Regions from separate parts of the Homo sapiens genome. Here region 2 is linked to region 1. Evidence: read pairs that join two places in POLR2A ChIA-PET (ENCODE). Cell type or tissue: OCI-LY7. All regions are shown on one strand. Links, peaks and the distances in the headings refer to the core of each region. The heading gives the core; the rest is flanking DNA.

Region 1 (6,612 bases), core at 1-5,000:
AGCCTCGTGGCTCCATTTCAACATCTCCCCCCAGGCGATGTTCTCCCCCAAGACGACCAGAAAATTGTTTATTGGGGAATGCTGTGGTTTGCATTTTCATATTCTTCGCTTGGCAGTGTGTATTCTTTTCACAAGTTTGCCTAGTGTCTTGGTTTACACAATATGACAACTGTAACTGTACTTTAGCTATTGTTTGCCTGCACATACATGTTGTAATATGCACAGTGATTACAACCTTTAAAGCAAGAGGAGGCGAGTTAATTTGGATGAGTGTGATTTTGCTGATTGAATGTGAGTTTTCAAATAGGAGTCTTTTTCTGCAATTTGTTTGCATTTTTTAGAAGTGCAAACAGTAAGTAAATAAAAGCCTTCGGTAATAATCATGACAATACAAGAGGCTGAGCTAGGCTACAGGGGAAAACTATTGTGTTGTAAAGTTGCATCGCTATTTTATATTAAAATGTAATGATCAGCATCATGAACAATGAGCTCTTAGTGTTTTATTTATCTGAAAAAATGTAAGTAAAAGCAGTGTTAGTGAGAGGTGCAAAGAATTATTCTAACAGACACCTGAAAGTATCTGTAAGCAATACTAGTAGGTAAGATTTCACTGTGTGTACACATACACATTTGAGATTGTATGAGAACATATAATCCATATGATATGTTGTACATTTTATGGAAATGTAATAGAATCTCACACATTATTTTATAGAAATAGAGTACAGAAGCATCACAAGTATTAAAGTTGGTTTTAGCAAGGATTAGGATTACTACAATTATTTTTACTATAATAATTATTTTTCTTCTATGGAACTCAGAATCCTGGCTACATTTGAGGACAGGAATATGTTGAGCCTGATTTTCCTGGTGTGTGTAAAATATTTCCTAGGAATAAATTAGGCACTTTTTAGAAGCAATGTTAAATCATTCAGGTTTTATTTTCTGCCCTGAAGCAGAAATTTAAAAAATGATATTGGGACCTGGAAGGTTTAATATGGTTCACAGTGCCTGAATTACACCTGCTCCGAAAACTAGCTTTGTATTTCTTATGACTTTGCATAAGAACTGTTCATCTTTGGATCTTGAGCACCTTACAGATAAAACTTTTTATGGCATCTCTTTCATGGACAGTGATATTGATCTTTTCACAATGTACGTAGCCTCTAGAATTTTGTACATATGTTTGCTCTTTTTTTGTACAGACTAGTTGTTGAGAAAACAGGGGCGTTTCCTAATTTGGTCTTTATCCTGCGACAACACTTTCAGCAGACTAGCCTCTCCTTATCTCACAGATCACAAGCACCCCTAGATAGTGTGATTCTGTCAGATAGCATTTATGCAAAAATCTATGAAGTTAAAAGATCGTAGAAGCCAAATGAAATGTACATATCTACTGACTGATGACAAGGGAATTTCATTAGGAAGAAGGTAAAGAAACATCGTTGAGTAGCCTACCTTGATTTCTGTCAAGTTCATAACCAGCTTCATATTTTAAAGGCTTCAGGTTTGAAATTAAGTCAACTGCATGCAGCTTTGCTGATAAATGAATAATTCTCTTTGATGCCATTTATGAGAAAAGACTTCAATATCTGTTGCCTGTCATATTTAAGAAAAATTACTGTTTCTACTCTCTGTATCTGATTTTAAAAGAAAAAACTATTCATACCTGGCTTCCAGGTAATTGACTTTGAATTCTTACAAGCAAAGGTCATTGTGTTTTTCTTGAATAGACATCTAATAAATTTTGCTTGGAAGTATACTTCAGTTTTTCTTCTTGACATTTATCTTTATAAAAATTGTGTATTTTATTCCAACTTGTTAAACTAAGAGAAAATGCATTTTGTTGTGTGTTCTTTTAACACAAACATGGAGAAAAGCTGTGTCAGCATCAGCTCAGAGAAGAAATATTTTTAAACCCACCACCAAAGCTCATTTGCTAAACGTTCTTTGGCTAAAAATTGCCCTTCAGTTAAAACAATACATTGTAAAATATTTCTGCCTCAAAACAGCTAGTTTTCCAAGGAGGGGTTAGTTACAAGGAGTTGTAAGCACTTTCCCAGTTCAACACTCTGAAATTTTAAAATCTTTGCCCTAAGCAGCTTCAGCACCATTGGCTCGGCAGCTTCTGCAAATGTCCACAGGCTTTCAGTGAATTTCAAATGATGGGTGGCGGTGGGGTCCCCGCTTTCTGCCACACAAATGGGAAAGAGCCAGCTTGCCTGCTTGGATCTTTTCTCATATACCTTAGTCCCTTCTTGCTCTATGTGTTTTGACCCTTTTCCATATCTATCTCTTAAATATTCAGAAATACGGACATTCCTCTTTTGCCAACTCGGTTATCAAAGATGTCTTGTCACGTTGCTTCCCCTTAACACCCACTCTGGTGCCTTCTATGCCATAGGATAATTCCCACTCTATATTAGCATTCTGCTAAAATGTAATCCCTTTGGGTGAAGAATATACCCCATAATAGTCTTTTGGTCTTGTTTTCATCTGAGTGTGTAAGGGTCATATAACTAGATCCATCTGACCTGTCCATCCAGGTGGGTGGAAGGGCGGAAGGAAGGGACCCTCTGATACTTACATGCCAGATCTTCATCCCTCCTTTAGCTGCATCATCACTAAAGACAAGCAAGTCCTTTTCTTACTTGATTCGATGCAGAAATAACCTATTTGAGTAACTTTTCACAATCATCCACTGCCTGATCTCTCATAGTAGGTGGTTGGTTTGTGTGGCCTGATCATTTCTTCCTGCTGTTTTCCAGATTTTAGCCACAAAGAAAGATATTATTTAAAGAATTATCTGATCACGGCCGGGTGCAGTGGCTTATGCCTGTAATCCCAGCACTTTGGGAGGCCGAGGCGGGCAGATCACCTGAGGTGGGGAGTTCGAGGCCAGCCTAACTAATATGGTGAAACCTGGTCTCTACTAAAAATACGAAAATTAGCTGGGCATGGTGGCGCGCGCCTGTAATGCCAGATACTCAGGAGGCCGAGGCAGGAGAATCGCTTGAACCCAGGAAGCAGAGGTTGCAGTGAGCTGAGATCACGTCATTGCACTCCAGCCTGGGCAACAGAGAGAGACCCTGTCTCAAAAAAAAAAAAAAAAAAAAAAAAGCCACACACAATTATTTGATCAAATAAGACTAAGTATCCTGTCAGCTTCCAGTGCCTGTTTATTTAATTAATTATTTCATCCCCCTCTGCAGATGGTAGCTCTCTAACAGTTCATTCATCACTTATGATTTCAGATTATTTACTCACCATTAATGATTACAGTTAGAATACAAGCAGAGATTGGTGCTATTAATAAGCTGTCCATAGCAGAGATTTCCAAACTGTGGCCTGTGGACAAAATTCAGCTCACGGCCTGCTCCTGCATGGCCTGCAAATTAAGAATGGTTTGTACAGATGAACACTGGCAATCCCCTTGATAAGAGGGAACTCTAACTTTGAACCTCAGTTAAGTAAAACGCTATCTCCCCAGAAAAGGGTTCTTTTCTTTTCATTAGTAGATCTATGTTAGAAAAAAAACTGTGCTCTATTTGTATTATTATATTCCTAAATCAGTAACAATTGGTGGAAATGTGTTTTCTCTTTATTATGTAAGAAAGAACGTACATAATATCCTTAATTTTGCCTCCTAGCTCACAAAACCTAGAGCATTTACTCTCTGTTTCTTTAGAGGAAACGTTTGTGAACGCTTGCCTGTGCCGATTGGTAGCAACACACCTGGAAACTGGAAACTGACCCGAGGGAAAGAAATAGCGAACACCTGCTGTACACCAGGCTGTTCCTCACATGCGTTCCTTATCTTTATGCTCACAAGAAATCTGACAGGAAGTCTGCTTTGTGCCCATTTTAGAGATGAGGGAGCTGAGGCTCTGGGAAGTTAAATAACTTATCCAGACATGTAAGGTATTATACATAATATTTGATTGAAATCGGATTGAGAATCTCACGTGTCTATCTCCCAAGCCTGTCATCTTTCTTCCAAACCATGTAAGCTTGGTGCTAAACACATTGTGGATGAAGCTGTGCACTCAGGGTTGAGCAGCTGCACCCATCCACCTCCTTCCCTCTCCACCATTCTCACAAGCAGGGCTGACATGAACAGACACCCCCTCATAGCAGCATCTTACTGTGCACAGGATGAAGAGAAAGAGGTGTACCCATCAGCACAAATTGTTTCCCTGAAGAAAGCTGAGTTTGGTTTCTAAAAGGACACTAACCAGTGAGAATATACTTTCAATGACTGACATGTTTTGACTGAGCACAAGCCTGTCTGTGAGTTGAATCAATGGGAGACAGGCGAGCCCAGCGTGCTCTAGGAATGCTGCGTGCTTGCCGGACAGCTCTTAAGCATACAAAGCCCCAAGATACACCAGCCATTTTCTGCTGGATGACTCTAAGTGACCTGAGCCTGAGCTCACTGCTAAATTCAGCCCCTCCACAGGTCAGGACAGTTCCATCTGAGCTCATGCACATGCATATAATCTTGACCCAAAAAACGTTCAGTACAAGACAGAAATCTGCCTAGTAAATCTTCACCTGTTCATTTGGGGTTTCTTGTTTCATTCTTTCCCCTAAAATACTATGGGTGACTCAGTTGTCCCTGTGTCTTCCAAAAATAAGTGTCATTTCCAATACAACTCTTGTTACCATTAACAACACCAGGGGGTACGTGCTGAATCTTGCACTGATTTCACAGGGAGCTTGAGAATAATTTTTTCAAGCATTTTTTTTCTTTTTCAATTCCACAAGCAATAGATGCTTATTGTAGGAAAAATTAAAAAGCTATAAAGGAACAAAAAGAAGAAACAGGTTCACTAAGAGTTCCATGTAGGGTATGGATTTGAGTGTGGAACATATTCTCCTGAGTGTTTCTCTATACATGTGGATTTGTTGGGGGCAGTGGGCAGTGTAGGGAAAAATGGGATCACACTGAACATACTGGGTAGTTTTTTGTTTTTTTTTTTCAGCGTCTCACTCTGTCACCCAGGCTGGAGTGCAGGGGTGCGATTTCGGCTCACTGCAACCTCCGACTCCAAGGTTCAAGCGATTCTCCTGCCTCAACCTCCCAAGTAGCTGGGATTACAGGTAAAAGCCACTGCGCCCAGCTAATTTCTGTATTGCTAGTAGAGACAGGGTTTCTCCATGTTGGCCAGGCTGCTCTTGAACTCCTGACGTCAGGTGATCCAACCGCCTTGGCCTCCCAAAGTGCTGGGATTGCAGGCATGAGCCACTGCGCCTGGCCTGAACATACTGTTTTATAATCTGCACTTACCTTTGAGCAGGACTCTGAAATAAAGTGAATAAATCATGTTTTCAAGTCAATTTGACATTAGCGAGGTCTATGAAAAAAAGGAGAAAAAGTCTAAGTCAATCCTCAGGATTCATGAAAATACAATGAACTCAAAACCTCAAAGCAAGAATTACAAAATTACCACCAGGTTAGAAAATCTATTGTAATCTGAGGAATTGGTAGAGGAAGGAAAGGCGAAATGAAGAGAGAAAAGAAAATAATACTTATAATCTTCCTACTATAGGCCATCACAGGTTTTAAAAGCACCTGTACAGTGAAGGGATGGCTAAAGGAAGAGAGAGATTAAACTGAGAAATGAATGTGTGGATTGCAGTTGGATGTAACATCCAAACCATCCTGGAGGTTTGTTTCAATTTTTTGAATCAAAATTGATGGAACAGATCATTTACTTTGAAATTAGACATAGTTCAAAAAAGTTAGATTGAACATATTTTTATAATGTACTAGCGCAGGGCTTCTTCCCTGTGGGTGACTTTGTCACTCCTCCAGGGGACATTTGGCAATATACAAGCACTTCTCAGGGGTGCTACTGGTATCTAGTGCATAGAGACCAGAGACACTGCTGGACCCACAATACACAGGCCAGCCCTCACAACTAAGAATTATCCAGCCCAAATTGCCTATAGTGTTGAGGTCAGAAGCCCTGCCCTAGGGTAACTCATACTACTTAGGAGAATCATCTTGTAAATCATTGTAAAGGATTTTTTTTTTAATCCGGAATTAAAAGGCTGAGAGTCACAGTCCTAATGGTCTCATCTTCTGCCCTATGACTGTCAGATCTAGGCCCTTTGTAGAAAGCAGTTTCTCCTCCCAAACTCTGGAGATAAAGCCAGAATGCACCTAGGAAGGAGTCAAACAATCCCTGAGGTGGACTGAAGCACAAGGTAGACGAGTGCCTAGAGATAAACAAGGATCTCTGTAGAATGTCTCTGGGCAAAGCAGTCATTGTAAAAATATCTCTACTGAGGCTCAGATCAGCCCAGAGCAGGGAGGCCATTCCCTCCCGGATGATCTCAGAGGCGATGATGTCATCAGCAAAAGCCAGGTGTGTGAAGCAAAGCAAGCTCAGTTATTAGTGAGCTGTCGCAGGCCACGTGGGTAGGGTAGAAAGATTCCTTTGCTTTCCAGAAGGTACGCAGACTTCAGGGCACCGATGACGAGGCCAGCCTGGGCTCAGAGTGGGAGCCTCGGTGAGGCTGCGCCATCAGGCTTTGCTCGGGGAATCCCATTGTGCCCTCTAATCACCCACATCGTCTGCAATGTGAGTGATGCCCATGTCCCTA
Region 2 (5,000 bases), core at 1-5,000, 580 kb before region 1:
TTATTTGTTTCACAGATGAGGCCACTGAAATCCACCCAAGGTCCCCCAGCATCAGAGGCTCATTCCGCCTGTGTGACAGGGACATTGCCTGACCTTGTGTCCTAGGATACAGCTAAGTAGACCACTGGAGCAAGCGGAATGTTAAATGCTCAATGAACTCATTAGAAAAGCATCTATGTAAAACTAGGTAGGGATGCTTTGTCCAGGATGATCCATAAACCCTAACTGAGAAGCATCTAGGTCCTCCGTGGCCTTTAGTTTACTATGAAAGAAATGAGACTCACAGTTTTGTTCCCCGAAGAACTTCGTCACTATAGATGTTGGGAGTTTTTAGTCTCTGTGAATCTGAAGCAAGAGAAGGCAGCCTCCAGGGCACTGGTGTTTTCTTTGCAGAAGGTGATAATCCATGAGTGTCTGAGGCCCGTCCCAGTCTGTGCGGTGCGGAGGAGAGAGCACCTGCCCCTCCACCCGATGCTTTGTCCTCCTTCTCATTCCTGGGAAGGAAATCCTGTGAGCTACTCAGCTGCGAGTGCTGTGATAACAGGGAACGCACCTGTCTGTGCTTAGTTGAGCACTGCCTAGAACAGTCTGGCACCTAGAACATACTCCTAAGCACGGGTTGAATGAATGAAAAGACCCATCATTTCTGTTTCTGTTTCAATGAAGAATCATCCACAGGCAGAGGGCTAAGGTTTTCCCTGTCAGTAATCAAACAGTCAAGCCCACAAGATTAAGAATTTCAGGACTACATTCCCCTTTCCCCATCTCTCCCTACCAAATACACGATAGTAACTGTTTTGTGGTTGGTACTAAAGGGTCTGTTTCTGCTCTTCCAGACGTGCTCAGGCACATCTGAAGCACGGGATTAAATGGGACCTTCGTGATCTCATGTCCCCTGCAGTCTTCAGTGCTCCAGTGTTTGCAGCACAGGGAAGAGGCTGGGTAACTACTACTGATTCTGATACGTACTGCGTTCTGTCAGCAAAATAGGCAGGTCTCCGCTGAAGCGGTTTTGCTTGAATTGTCATGACACCATTCATGTCACTATAAAAACTGCTGGAGAAGTGATGAATCTGAGAACAGTAAAAAAAAAAAAAAAAAAAAAAAGAATTACAAATGCCCAGTGCCGTTCCAATGACTGATGCTTGTCCGAAATCAGCAGGAAACACCCGGCACACTCACCAGCTAACTGGAGGAAAAACTAATAAAGGGGATATATTTTATAAAGATGTGGGCTGAGACATTAACAACGAATTGGTTAATTCCCCAAGGCTCCTAACAGTGGGGACATTGAGCACACCTGGCCCAAAGTGGCCAGAAGTGAGAGAGAGGTTCCTGCACCCGGAGAGGGTAGCTGCACGGGGTAGGAACGCCACCAGCCCAGGGTGACCTGGCAGGGAGGCTGCAGGGAAGCAGAGCCGTGCTTCAGTCTCCCCCCATGCTCTGAGATCCCGGAGGTTGGAGGGCAAGGGAGCACTGGTGTGGTCAACGTGTATCAGCCTCTGGTAACTCCAGGGTGAGGAAGGCAGAGAGAGAACTGGGAGAAGCACAGGCCGGGCATCATGGCTCCTCATTGTCCTGCTTGCCTGGGACCTCTCCTCTCCTCCTCTCCACACTTGCCTGGGTTCTCTTCCCAGAAGCGGTGAGATGGCCTGGACCCTCGAAAGCATCAGTCTGAACCCCAGCTCTAACTGCTTCCTGATTTGTAATTCTGGAAAGCTTACTTTGTTCTTGGAGCTTTAATGGCCCCATCTTTATGTTGGGGAAAAATCATACCTACTTCACAGAGCTATTGAGAGAATTAAATGAGATGACAGAAAGCGTGAGCTAAGGGCTAAGTAATTCTTAACTCCCTCTTCAGTCCCACAATATGACCAACTAGGATTTAAAATAATATTTACCTAGATGACAGGCTGACAGGTGCAGCAAACCACCATGGCACATGTATACCTGTGTAACAAACCTGCACATTCTGCACATGTATCCCAGAACTTAAAGTAAATTAAAAATTTTTTCAAATAACCATATTTAGATGTAGGAGAACAGGATTTCTGGGACTGGAATTCTGTTCTAGTTCATGAGCACATGTGGCAACCACAATCATATGTAGAGGAATAACTTAAGAGCTTTCATAATTAGAACTAGAACACCTTGAGTATTTCAAAGCAGGCTCTATTTTTATTCTGTTAACTTTGCTGTCCACTTATTTTTTTTTAACATTTATCCAAACAAAGTAATTATAAAAACAAAACAGCTATTTAAAAAATGCCTCAGCTTCTAGAATGTCCATATTTTTCTGGTCTGTTTATTTTGCCTGATATTTAAAGGCTCATCCACTGCTCTTTGTGTGATATTCATACTGCCTATTTTTTTTAAGTGGGAAATGTTGTATTGAACTTGTCAGAGCAGTTTAAAGAGACCAAAAAAATACAATAAGCAGGTAGCAATTCCAAAAGTTTCTTTAGAACAGAAAAGGCACAGAAGACTTACACTAGAGAGTGAAACAAGCCTCTGAGACGCTCTGTTCTCCCCACTGCTCCCCGAAGCACAGGTTCTGTTCAGGCCTGTGTCCCTTCAGTCTCACAAAGATCGCGGGTTTAGAAGCTCCCACGCCAGGTGCAGTTTTGCTTTTGCTTTGAAGAGCCTCCCTTCCTTTCTCATGTTAACGAATCACACCTGTCATTTAGGGCTTGGTTCATATCTTACCCTACTCTGTGAAAAGTATATTTTTCTTCTGACTCCCAGAGGACTTATGATCCAAAACACATCTCATTATAAAATATATATAATTACAAAACATTACATCTAATTAAAAAATTACACAAAAATCTAATTACAAAGGATTATATAGACTATTAATATATAATTAGCATCTGATTATAACAAAAGGTAACACTTATTGAACGTCCACTCTACACCAGACACTACACAAAATGTTTTATCTCCTTTAATTCTCACAGCTTCCTACCTCATAAATCAGGAAATTGAGGTTTTGAGAAACAGGGACTGATTTACAATCACGGAGTATTAAATGCAGACATCAAGCCCAGAACTAGTAGTCTATATACGCAAGTTTCACTCTGCTATCAGCTAGACTGTCTCCCATGTGGGGAGATGTGTGTGTGTGTGTGTGTGTGGTGTGGTGTGATGTGGTGTGTGTGTGGTGTGGTGTGGTGTGTGTGGGGTGTGGTGAGGTGTGTGTGTGGTGTGTGGTAGTGTGTGTGGTATGTGTGAAGGTGTGTGTGTATGTGTGGGGTGTGTAGGTGTGGGGTGTGTACATGTGTGGTGTGTTGTGGGTTGTGTATGCATGTGGTGTATGTGTGTGGTGTGTGTATGATATGTGGTGTGTGTGGTATGTGTGCATGTGTGGGGTGTGCGTGTGGTGTGTAGTGTGTGTGTATGTGTGTATTTGGTATGTGTTTGTATAGTGTGTGGTGTGTGTGTGGTGTATGGTGTGTGGTGTGTTTGTGTGGGATATATGTTTGGTGTGTGGTGTGTTTATGTGGGGGGTGTGTGCAGTGTGTGTGTGAGTGGTGTGTGTGTATGTGGTATGTATTTTCTGTGTGTGTGGTGTGTTTGTGTGTGGTGTGTGTTTGGTGTGTGGTGTGTTTGTGTGGGGTGTGTGTTTGGTGTGTGGTGTGTTTGTGTCGGGTGTGTGCAGTGTGTGTGTGAGTGGTGTGTGTGGTGAGTGGTGTGTGTGGTGAGTGGTGTGTGTGTAGTGTGTGTATGTGGTATGTGTTTGGTGTGTGGTGTGTGTGCGTGTAGTGTGTGTATGTGGTATGTGTTTGGTGTGTGGTGTGTGTGCGTGGTGTGTGTAGTGTGTATGTGGTATGTGTTTGGTGTGTGGTGTGTGCGTGGTGTATGGTATGTGGTGTGTTTGTGTGGGGTGTGTGTTTGTGTGGGGGGTGTGTGGGGGGATGTGTGCAGTGTGTGTGTGTGGTGTGTTTGGTGTGTGTATGAGTGGTGTGGTGTGTGTCTGTGTGTGGTGTGTGTGTGTGTGTGTTGTTTGACATGGCTGGGCTCCCTCCAACTATACTATAAATTCTGTGTAGCTCAGGACTAGGACTCCTGCCTTACCCGTGTTCTCTGCTCCCCCCACAAGGTGGGCAGTGGAAACAACCTCCTTGGCACCACTACAGGCCTCGCGTGAACAAGTGTATCCTTTCCAGCCTCACCTGCGACCACATCTCTCAATAAAAATGCAATTCAAGAAAAATTTATTACGCGCTCAGTATGTGCTGGACCCTGTAGTAGGAGCTCTTGGGTATTTCTATGATTTTATCCTCACAATAATCCCTTGGACAAGATAATAATCTCATTATAAGCTAAGGACACTAAAGTTCAGAAAAGCTAAACAACATATCCAGAAGAATACTCCTCTCAGGCCTCTCGATTCCTAATCCCCTGTTCTTGCCACTATGCTGCAGTTGCCAGTTTCTTATCCCCTAAACTCAGCCCAGTCACAGTCCCCAAACAGGCCCCATCTTTTACTCATCCACGCCTTTGCTTGGCCTGAAATGGCCCACCCAGAGTTCTCTCCCACAAGAGCCTTGCTCATTCCTGCTCAAATTTTACCTTCAATGTAAAAGACCAATCCCCCTCCTGTAATCAGAACAAATCACTCTCTCTTTGATTCTTCTACAAGGTTTTTTTTGTTTTTGTTTTTTTTTGCGCGACCCTCACAGAATGTATTGCACCTGACCCTGTGTCACGGCTTTTGTATCACTAGGATTCACCTCTGTATCTCCTCAAAACGCCTCAACTACAACCAATAAATGCTGAGTAAGCCCAATGTATACTCATTGGTTCTTTTATCACTTTGGTGGAAAGAAAGGAGAACATTTATAATTTTCAAACTAGCTCGAAATATTAGGGGAAAGCATTTTTTTAATCTCCCAAAATGTAGAAAACAGCTTCACATCTCAGAGCAGTGCCATGTGGTAATTCTGTTAAACTTCATGAAATAATCACATTGCAAACAGACCCGAATATCATTGTTT

Evidence for each region. ChIA-PET counts read pairs that join two places held together with the same protein. Peaks named below come from ENCODE experiments on the same cell type or tissue, not always from the same donor. Only the 100,000 strongest peaks of a DNase experiment are listed, where the experiment ranks them.
Region 2: POLR2A ChIA-PET joins it to region 1 with 7 read pairs; 2 of 35 experiments call an interaction of 5 or more read pairs at or near these places.

The regions. Positions count from the first base shown.
Region 1 is chr4:185,580,673-185,587,284 of GRCh38, reverse strand. SORBS2 (sorbin and SH3 domain containing 2) reads left to right here. Exons shown (of 27, transcript NM_001395207.1): 27 at 1-1,762. Among named protein-coding and RNA genes, the nearest start is that of SORBS2-AS1, 3.9 kb to the left of the region's middle. RefSeq lists an enhancer at 1-263. In OCI-LY7, for the core only: no CTCF peak of the experiment used is centred there; no DNase peak of the experiment used is centred there; H3K4me3 peaks cover 550 bases; H3K27ac peaks cover 682 bases.
Region 2 is chr4:186,158,918-186,163,917 of GRCh38, reverse strand. FAM149A (family with sequence similarity 149 member A) reads right to left here. Exons shown (of 14, transcript NM_001395294.1): 9 at 970-1,073; 10 at 285-494. Among named protein-coding and RNA genes, the nearest start is that of FLJ38576, 30 kb to the left of the region's middle. RefSeq lists an enhancer at 4,936-5,000. In OCI-LY7, for the core only: no CTCF peak of the experiment used is centred there; a DNase peak (open chromatin) is centred at 2,607.